Linked DNA regions of Homo sapiens: region 2 is linked to region 1. A link is a contact called in ENCODE POLR2A ChIA-PET data. All regions are on one chromosome and are shown on one strand. The core of a region is the stretch at or near the end of the contact, and the rest is flanking DNA. Distances in the headings are between cores, read along the strand shown. Region 1 has its middle 17 kb from the start of LINC00365. Region 2 has its middle 35 kb from the start of LINC00545.

Region 1 (4,664 bases), core at 849-3,348:
TCATGGTTTGCTTGGAGGCCCTAAAAGTGCCTAGAGGTTCCATGGGTGACTGAGTCCTCAATCAGATCTCTTGCCCCACTGAAGGAAATGGTCCCTTCTGACCAGTGACTGACCACCTGGCTTCTGGGTAGAGTTCAGTGTTGAGAGAAGGAATGAGTTGGGTCTTCCATTGGGCTTGGCGTTTTGCTGCCATAAATGGAATCCCAGCCTGCAGCAGCATCTGACACTCAGAGGTGACTGAATGCTAAAGGCACTTTGGAGCTCCCAAACCATGTTGGTGCCGGGGAGTGGGAGGAGAGAGAGGCCCCCTCTCTCAGCTTCAGGGGGATCTACGCAGGAAGTAGCCCAATGGAGTAGCGGTTGGAGTCTTCATTTGGAGTAAATCTAGGTTTGACTTCTATCTCAGCCACTTACTAATGAAGTGACCTCACGAGTGATTCATCCTCCTTGTGCCTCAGGTTCTCCTCTGTAAAGCGGAATGGCAATAGCCTTCTTATTAGGTTCTAGTGCAGATTTATTGCAATTTAATGAAATAACATATAAAATGCTTAGCATAGAGACTGGCATCCAGTAGTTAATAAATGGTAGCTGTTACTGACTTATTCAAGATAAGGTCTCTTTAGTGACAACCTCTTTCCTCCTCATGATTCCCAGCCTTCCGCCTGGCTTTGCTTCTCTGTGTGCCTGGCAGCTGGCTGCCACCCCTTTGTCAACTCTGGCTACTCAGCTTTGCTGCCTGGAAAAGATCTGCAAGGCTCCAGCCTCTAATAGGGCTCTGATCTAGCCTCAAAAGCATGAAGTGTCAAGACCTGGTGAACAGCTCTGGAGCTTTGGTGCAGCACAGAAGCTCTCGGGTGCACTGTCGGCCTTTGGCTGGCTGTGGTTTATGGGTTGGGTAGCTTTATAGCTTGTGGCCATGCAGGAAGAGATCTTCACAGCCCTGTTTTGGGAACACCATTAGGAGCTGTGGGACTGATAATGCTGCCTGGAAAAGCAGGGACAGGGAGCCAGGGAGAATCCTCCTCCTGTCGCACCCTCTGGCTGGGCTTAGGAAAATGTCATCCAGAGTGAAAACTTAGGGATAAGCTCAGATGAGATTGTTTCTGGAGGTCATGATCAATAGGGCAGTGTGCAGGCACCTATCTGAGAGCTTGGAGTTAAATCGGTGTGCTCCCCATTGCCTCTTCTAGGCTAGGCCTTTAGTCCACACGTAGGGTAGGACTCATAGAAACACTAGATTCCAGTTCTCTAAGTTCCAGCAGCAGGCGAATAAAGTGGCATTGATACAGGTAGAAGCCACACAAGATCAATCACATTCTGATCAATAAAAAGAGGACTTTCACGAACACCCAACACTCCTCAGAGACGGACAGGCCCCGTGAGGGCTTCTAAGCATCCTAGGCTGGGTGAATTCAAGCACAGAGGGTGGGCAGCTTGCAAAACAGACATGCATTTTTGGGGTTTACACTAATTTGGGCTTTGAAATGCTTCAAACCATGAAAGGCTCTGGTGGAATACATTTAGAGACTGCATTTCTTTGCTCTCACTGTGTGCCTTTGGCCAAACCTTAATATTGCCAGGCCTCAGGTTTCTCACTGTAATAGGAAGGGATTCAACTGGGCGATTTCCACAATTCTTCCAGCTCCCAAATCTATCAATTACATGTAAAGATCTGGGAAAAGAAATAATAGAAAAAAAATACACTTTTTTTTTCTTTTGGGAAAAGGTTTTACCTTTCTTTAAAATTGAAAAAGGAAAAATTTTGGAGAATGCATTTTTGAAATAACTAATAAAATCTTTCAGCTAAGTTATTTGCTTATTATTCCCATCCTTGATTCTTCCAACATTGCTTTTTAAAATAGACAATTAGAATTGTTTTATGTTACCAGTTCCTTCCAATTCCTGAACTCCGGGAACATTCTGTACAATGCAACCCACAGACTCCCAAGCAAGATGCACTTCTATGAGCTTCAGAAGATGTTTTTATTGTTTTGCCCAGGGCCTCCTTTGCTCTGAAGTATCCTTGCCAAGCCTATGAGAATGACTCACATCGGCCAGCACCTTTTATCCATCTACAGTGCTTTTCCAAGCTGCATTTACAAAGCAAACACTTCACTCTCCTTGTGCAATACCTAGGGGTGGGAGAAGTGACTGGAAGCAGAGAACCCTAGAAGTTCAACACACACACACACACACACACACACTCACACCACACACACACAGCTCAGGGCAAAGTGACTCTCCAAAGCAGTTAGGTACCAGCATTAATTTACAGAAGGCAGAAAAACATTCTCCAGAGGACCAAGCTAATGCACTGCTGAAAACTGGACATTAGGATGGAAATGCATGATTTATAGAGTGTCTATTCCGTGCCAGGCACTGCTGGACTTGCTACATATGTGAATGGAGAAGCAGGTGCATTTACTACTTAGGTGGGATGAGTGACGGAAGTCATGCAGATTATGGGTCACTGAATGAGGGGCCTTGGACAAGTTGCCTACGCACTCCATGCCTCCATTTCCTCATCTAGAAGTACAGATAACAATAGTCCCAATGTTATGGGATTGTCATAAGAATTAAATAAGACATGTAAATAACAGTGCAGTGCCTGGCTCAGACTAAGCACTCAATACATGTTAGCACTTCTTGTTATGTTTTCTTATTTAATCTCCGCAAAATCCCTGTAAATTGGCAGTGTTAGATCTATTTTATAGATAAAAATATTGATGCTCAGAAAAGTGGCCTACTTATCCTGGTGGCTCAGGAAGTGAGTGAGCTTAGCCCCAGGTCCTCTCGCTTCCGGGATAGTTTCCGCCTGCAGCCCCAAGGAGGGTCCTCGGCGCCCCAGGAGCAAACAGACCGACTCCGGCCTCTCAGCGCTTTCCACATCTCTTCAGGGGCTTGCACTTTTGTTCTCTCTGCTGAAAGAGTGAACCGACCGTGAATGGCCTTCAGCCACTTCCTCACCAAACCCTGGACTTGGGTCTGTTTCCAAAGATGGTTGCCGTGCATGCAAAACACTCAAGCATCACAAAACCAGACAGAGCTTTAGAGATCCTTTCAAGAATATCCCACGGCTTCTCAAGAGGACAACCGGGGCCCAGAGAAGTGGGCACCCAGGTCACATCTCAGAGCTGGACCAGAATCTGTTCTCCTGACAGCTCCTCCGAGGGTCTTCCTGCGATGCCTCCACACCTCGCACAGGCTGGTGTTCCTTGTTCCCATCTGGTCTTCAGACTTCCGTCTTACTTGTCTTTCCTTCAAAGGCCGTCTCTGTATCTCACCCAGGGAAAGCATTACTGCTTTCAAGGCCCTGGCTGCACACTGTCCATGCGTACATCACCTACTCAGTGCTGGGTGCATGCCAGGCTCCACTCTGTGCCCAAGGAGACCTGTGAGTGCCCAGACAGATGGTTCCCTGCACTCCCAGAGTGAGAGGAGGAGACGATAAACAAGTAAAATATGCAGAGACGTGAAATCACCAGCGGTTTGAACAAGTGCGCTGCACGTGATGCAGAGGCTGGTGTGGTGCCTGGGTGGTGCCCCAGTGGGGACGGGTGGTCAGGTCACCTCTCTGGAGCAGGGCTGTTCCGTCTAAGGTCTAAATCATGAGGTGAGCCATCCTGTTGAGGTGGCAGCAGCTCAACCCAGGCAAAGGGAAGAGCCAGCGCCGGGACGGCAGACCAGAATGAGACCTGGGAGTGCCAGGGGAGAGTAAGGGGCGGGAGGAGAGGGTCGGGCTGGAGGTGGATGTGGCAGGAGGGCTAAGGTGTCCTGAGCTCCCATCAGGGCTGGCCTCTTACTCAGAGAACTGCAGCAGCCACGGTGGGTGCAAAGCAAGGGAAAGACATGGCAGAATTTACTTTTTGAACATAACTAGTGGCTACTGTGGGGAATAGATTTTAGGGGACTTATTAATAAGCTTTGCCATGGGAAGATACGTCCCCAGGTTTACCAAAGCCTACCATGGTTCACATGTGAGTTCTTGCTCACATTTCTGGAGAGCCAAGGGCCCTGCTGTGCTCCAGCTGCCTTCTCTCCCCAGGACCAGGCTGAAGGGGGAGCCCCTGACACAGGTGGAACCAGGGCCCACGAGCCCTGCCACCCGCAACCAAAGCAAGTCCCAAGGCCCAGGCCAAAGTGGATGAGGCTGAGAGGGACAGTCCTTTCAGCAAGAATGAAGGGGTGCATGGCTGCGAACCATGACATGGCCACCCAGGGAGGCAGGCGGGACCCAGGAGCCAGGGAGAACATGGCTGTTCGATGGAGGATGACGGTGGCTTAGGCCCCATGAGGAGCCTGGCGATGGACAGAGGAGAAAGCTCGGAGGATGTTTGAGAAGTCAAGTCAATATATACCGTGTGGAAAGGGCTATCGGGAGAGAGGAGAATCAAGAATAACTTCAGATTTTTGGAATGAGTCATCGAGTGGATGGTGGTGCCACTCACAGAGACAAGGATGGCCAAGGTCAGCTTGGTCATGTCAGTGAAGGCGCTCATGAACCGTCTACATGGAGACCTCCAGGAGGCTGCTGGGCCCCAGAGCTGCAGTTTTGAGGGAATAGGGGAGAGACGACCGACTGCCTGCCTTCGTTCAGGTTTCCTGCCCATCCTCATGTGTCCTTTCAGAGGAGGAGAATTTCTGAACATCTGATGCCATGGAGG
Region 2 (4,664 bases), core at 1,067-3,566, 720 kb before region 1:
GAAACCATGTCCTTTGCAGCGACATGGCATGGATGCAGCTGGAGACCATTATCCTAAGCAAATTAGTGCAGAAACAGGAAACCAAATACCACATGTTTTCACTTATAAGTGGGAGCTAAACATTGAGTACACAGGACACAAAGATGGGAACAATAAACATGGGGGATCCCAAAAGGTGGGAAAGAGTGGGTCAAGGGTTGAAAAGCTACCTATCGGGTACTATGTTCACTACTTGGGTGACAGGATCATTAGAAGCCCAAACCTCAGCATCATGCAATACACCCGTGTAAGAAACCTGTACAGGTACCCCCTGAATCTAACACTTAAAAAAATTAAAGACAAATATATAAAAATAAATTCACCTTTTGAAAAAAGGCTTACTTTCTAGCTGGGAAAGATTGACAAAAACCAAAATAAGTATGATATGTATGATGTTAGAAAGTTGTAGTCTATGAACAAAAGCAAAGAGAATGGAAACCAATAGTGTTGCTGGGGGTGGGTTATGCAATTTTAAGAACAGATGTCAGGCAACCTTTTGCCGAGAGGGTGACATTGGAGTCAATACCTAAAGGAAGTGAGGGAGTGAGCTAATCACGTGTCTGGAGATAGAATTTCCCAGACAGAGAGAAACAGGACGTTCAAAGGCCCTCAGGTAGAACCTACTTGGTGCGTTGAGGCACAACAAGGAGGCCAATGAAGGTGGGCAGGTTTAGCAAGGGGATAACAGAGGAGATAAGGTGGAGGTGGAGTGCAGATAATGTGGCATCTGGCTATTCAATACTAGGGTCTTGGACCAGCAGCAGCAGCTGAGTGCTTGATAGAAATGCAGAATCTTGGGTTCTACCCCAGACCCACTGAGTCAGAGCTGCACTTTCACAACATCTTCAGTAGCTCATGTGCACATTACAGTTTGTAAAGTGCTGCTGTCGGGCTTGAGCATCCCATTGTTGGGCCTCAGCTATTAACTTTGTGCAATAATATTGGATATCTTCAGAGGGTTCCAAACATTGGAAGAGTGTAATCTGACTTATATTTTAACAGGATCGCCCTGGCCAAAGGGGACAAGAGTGGAAACCCAGAGCCAGTTGGAAGTTTCAGTTCCCTGGTAAGAGGCGATGAGGACTGAGGTTAAGAGGTGGTGGTGAGAAGTGACCAGGTTTGGATACATGGAAGGTAGAGCTGACAGGACTTGCTGATGGACTGGATGTGGGATGTGAGAAAAAGGGAAGATTTGAGGATGACTCCTAGGTTTCAGGCCTAGCTACATTAATTAAGCATTTACTATGTGCCAGACACACTACCTTTTCCTCCATCGCCTCATTTAATCCTTACAATGACCCTCTGAGAATCACTATTATTAATCCCAGAAAGGCTAAGTCACAGAGCTAGTCCATGAAGAAGCCAATTTATGAACCCAGGTGTGCTGCTTCCAAAATCCAAGCTACCCCACTGCTCGAGGCTCACTTCCCTTCCAGCACCCTTAGCTAGACACACTCTGAAATGAAGAGTGAGCAGTAGAGCTGACCATGGCTCCACAGTATACCACCTGTGTGACCCCAGGTAAGCTACTCAACCTCTGGGAGCCTCAGTTCCTCATTTGTAAACTGGGTCTATTAATGCTCCATAGGATTTTTGCAGGATGAGGCAAGATACTGAATGCGAAGCAGTAGGCTGAGGCTGTTGTCTGTTTCCAAACTGCCCTAGGGCTTTTTGCCCACTGCATTATATATATATTTTTTTCTTTCTTTCTTTTAATATCTAACACACATACATGTGTGCACAAAGAACTCAAACCAGATCATGGTCTGATATATCAAAAGAGAAAGGACAAAATGACAGAAATGAAGCCACAGAAATGGGACAAGTGACTAAGAAGCAGAGAAGGCAACCCTGAGCAAAAGAGCAAGGAGGAAACGAAGGATGGGGATGCAGCCAGTGGGAAGGTGAGGAGAAGGACCACAGAACCCATGGAGAAGACTGCATCGAGAGCAGATACCTACCAGTGAAACGTTAGCATTTCCAGCCTTAACAAGGCCTTTCTCATTTTGTATGGCTTTTTCTTCCTGTCCTAAAAGTCCTCGTAGAACAGGAATACTTCTTCTCTATGCATTTTGCAACTCTGACCTCCTAGTTATTACGTAGAGAAGGGCTATAATGCGGTTTGACAGGGCTTTTGTTTTGATTTTTTTCGTTGTTTTTTTTTTCCTCCCAGCAGAGATTTAAAATGACGACATCTACCCAAATACTCAGTCTCCTACTTGTCTCCATCAAGACCCATTTGCTGGCAGCTTTGAGACTGAAACTCTCAAGGGAGAGGGTGAATCATCCCTTCACACGGGGCTTGTCTTCCTCTCACAATCATGAATTCCCACAGAGATGCCGGGAACTTGTGGCTAAGGGCAGACGCTGAGGCTAAAATTGAACATGGGTGCAATGGAGCTGTGCTTAAAAGAGACATAAGGAAATAAGGAGTCGTACGTGTCCTGCTCTGTGGTTAACAAGTTGACTACACTCTCTGCTGATGGAGGGATGGCGACTTCAGGCAGGAAGGGTGAGGGAAGGACTCGGCTCTGGGCTGCCCCACTGTCCACCCATCAACATTGCTGTCTGGATGAATGGGGGATAGATCCCCTGGGGTGGAGGCTGGCTGCTGGGAATTATCCACTTTGGCTTCAAAATGAATTCACTGGGAAGATAGCCATTAGTGCAAAGTATGCTTTTCTCTCAGGAAAATCACCCTACAGATCATCATCATTTTAAGTTTTTCCTTTCCAGTGACCCCTTCTAGGAGTTTTCATTCTTCAAACAAATCATCAATTTGCTGGGAACATAATCATAACAAAAGCTAAAAGTTTCTCTTTTTTTTTTTTTTTGGTTCTTTCCTTCGAACCAGCAATCATCTTATGTGAATGCCCCACTGCCTAAGATCCAAATGAAGTAGAAGCTTGTCTCCTTTTAAAACGGCCGTTAGTGTTCATGGCCAGGTGTCTCTCTCACCTAAGCACAAGTTCTCCCTGTTCCATGGACTGGCAGCTGCTTTATAATATATACTAGTTATATTTTAATGCAATAGCTGGATTCTTATGTCAAGACCTGTGGAAGGTTTAAGGTTTTACCCCAGCTGTGAGCTAACAAGTGTCATGGATTCTGACAGAAGACATGACACTCCTGGATCAGAGACGAAAGATGTTATTATTCACAGCACACTCACTTACTTCAGAGAGTGCTAGCATCTTTGCAGCAGGCGTCCTGCCCCGAGTCCCATGGCGCAACAGGCCCAGATGAGGGCTACACACTCAGTGGGATGCACCTCAGCAGAGGAATCCAGGGTCAAGGGCCCAGCACTTTTTGAGTGCGCAGCAAACATTGCGGCAAGCAGCAGACCAGCCCTTCCCCGTCCTCCTGCAGAGTGAGCAGCTACTTAGTAGTCATGCTGTGAGCACCTGACCTACTTAGGTATCTGTGTGACTAGTTTGGAAACTGCTCAGTATCAGGAGATAGGTAAGCCCTGCAATCTGGCAGCAAGAGTGCACAGCTGAGACCAACATCTTCATCCATCCAGGTGGTCCTTTCCCTAGTCATTCAACTGCATGAGAACTTTTTTTGGTAATGTCTGTGTTACTTTGTAGACAACTAAAAATCCGGCCTGATAACCATATGTCCCAGGCAACCCATGCCTCTAATGAAAATACAATGTTTCTCAGAAGGGGAAATTAGAATTAAATATAAACTATAAACCTTCAGCTTTTTCTTCCTTCTCCCATGTTTGGTCTAAACTAAGTTCATTTAGAGTCATTGAGGCCAAGAAAGGTATTTGGTAGTGGTGTCAGGAGGTGGGAAAGAATGGATACATCCTATTGTTACATGTATCACTAAGAGCAGATGACTAACAAATGTGTTATGTGGTAAGTGTGTTGGAATAACTTTCAACATCATTTACAAATGCTTTTAAAAATGTCATTAAGGCCGGGCATAGTAGCTCATGCCTATAATCACAGCACTTTGGGAGGCTGAGGCAGGAGGGTCACTTGAGGCCAGGAGTTGAGACTAGCTGAGGCAACAAAATGAGACCCCGTCTTTACAAAAAATAAAATTTGCTGGGCGTAGTGGCGCATGCCTGTATTCCCAGCTACTCAGGAGGCTGAGGCAGAGGAATCGTTGGAGCCCAGGAGTTTGAGGTTGCAGTGAGCTATGATCACACCACTGCACTCCACCCTGGGCAACAGAGTGAGACCCTGTCTCCAAAACAAACAAAAAAAGTCATTAAACCTCTCAACATTGTTGGGGGCTTAGGCGCACAGTGTGGGCCTCTGTTACACAGTGTGGCAGGACATTATATCCTTTATTTTCTGATGCTTTGACCTCTAGAGTCATGCTGGTCAAATTCAGTTCCGCCAACTCCTGAAGATAGTAAACAACTCACGCAGGAGGATGCTTTTAAAATGTAAACAAACCAATCCAGAGTTCATACCCAAACCACTTCCTCTATTTGGCTTTCCTGCTCTGAGCCACTATCCACCTCCCCTAATGACCCTAGGGCCAGGGATCAGACGGCTAGGGACAGTCCCTACGCCCCAGAGCCCACTGAAAGGGTTCAAACTAGCCAATCCCAGCCCTGTCCACCCTGCCTCCCTCTTCCTCTGCCCCCAACCCAGTGCTTCCCC

Evidence for each region. ChIA-PET counts read pairs that join two places held with the same protein, here RNA polymerase II (POLR2A).
Region 2: POLR2A ChIA-PET joins it to region 1 with 10 read pairs in GM12878. The contact joins two enhancer-like sites. POLR2A ChIA-PET finds 5 or more read pairs at or near these places in 3 of 52 experiments (A673, GM12878 and activated CD8-positive, alpha-beta memory T cell).

The regions. Positions count from the first base shown.
Region 1 is chr13:30,123,270-30,127,933 of GRCh38, reverse strand. No RefSeq gene overlaps it. Among named protein-coding and RNA genes, the nearest start is that of LINC00365, 17 kb to the right of the region's middle. Within about 2 kb of position 2,098, at least 3 of the 41 ENCODE cell types and tissues checked have a DNase peak (open chromatin) inside an H3K27ac peak, as active enhancers do.
Region 2 is chr13:30,845,728-30,850,391 of GRCh38, reverse strand. No RefSeq gene overlaps it. Among named protein-coding and RNA genes, the nearest start is that of LINC00545, 35 kb to the left of the region's middle. RefSeq lists enhancers at 2,240-2,329, 2,440-2,499. Within about 2 kb of position 2,316, at least 5 of the 41 ENCODE cell types and tissues checked have a DNase peak (open chromatin) inside an H3K27ac peak, as active enhancers do.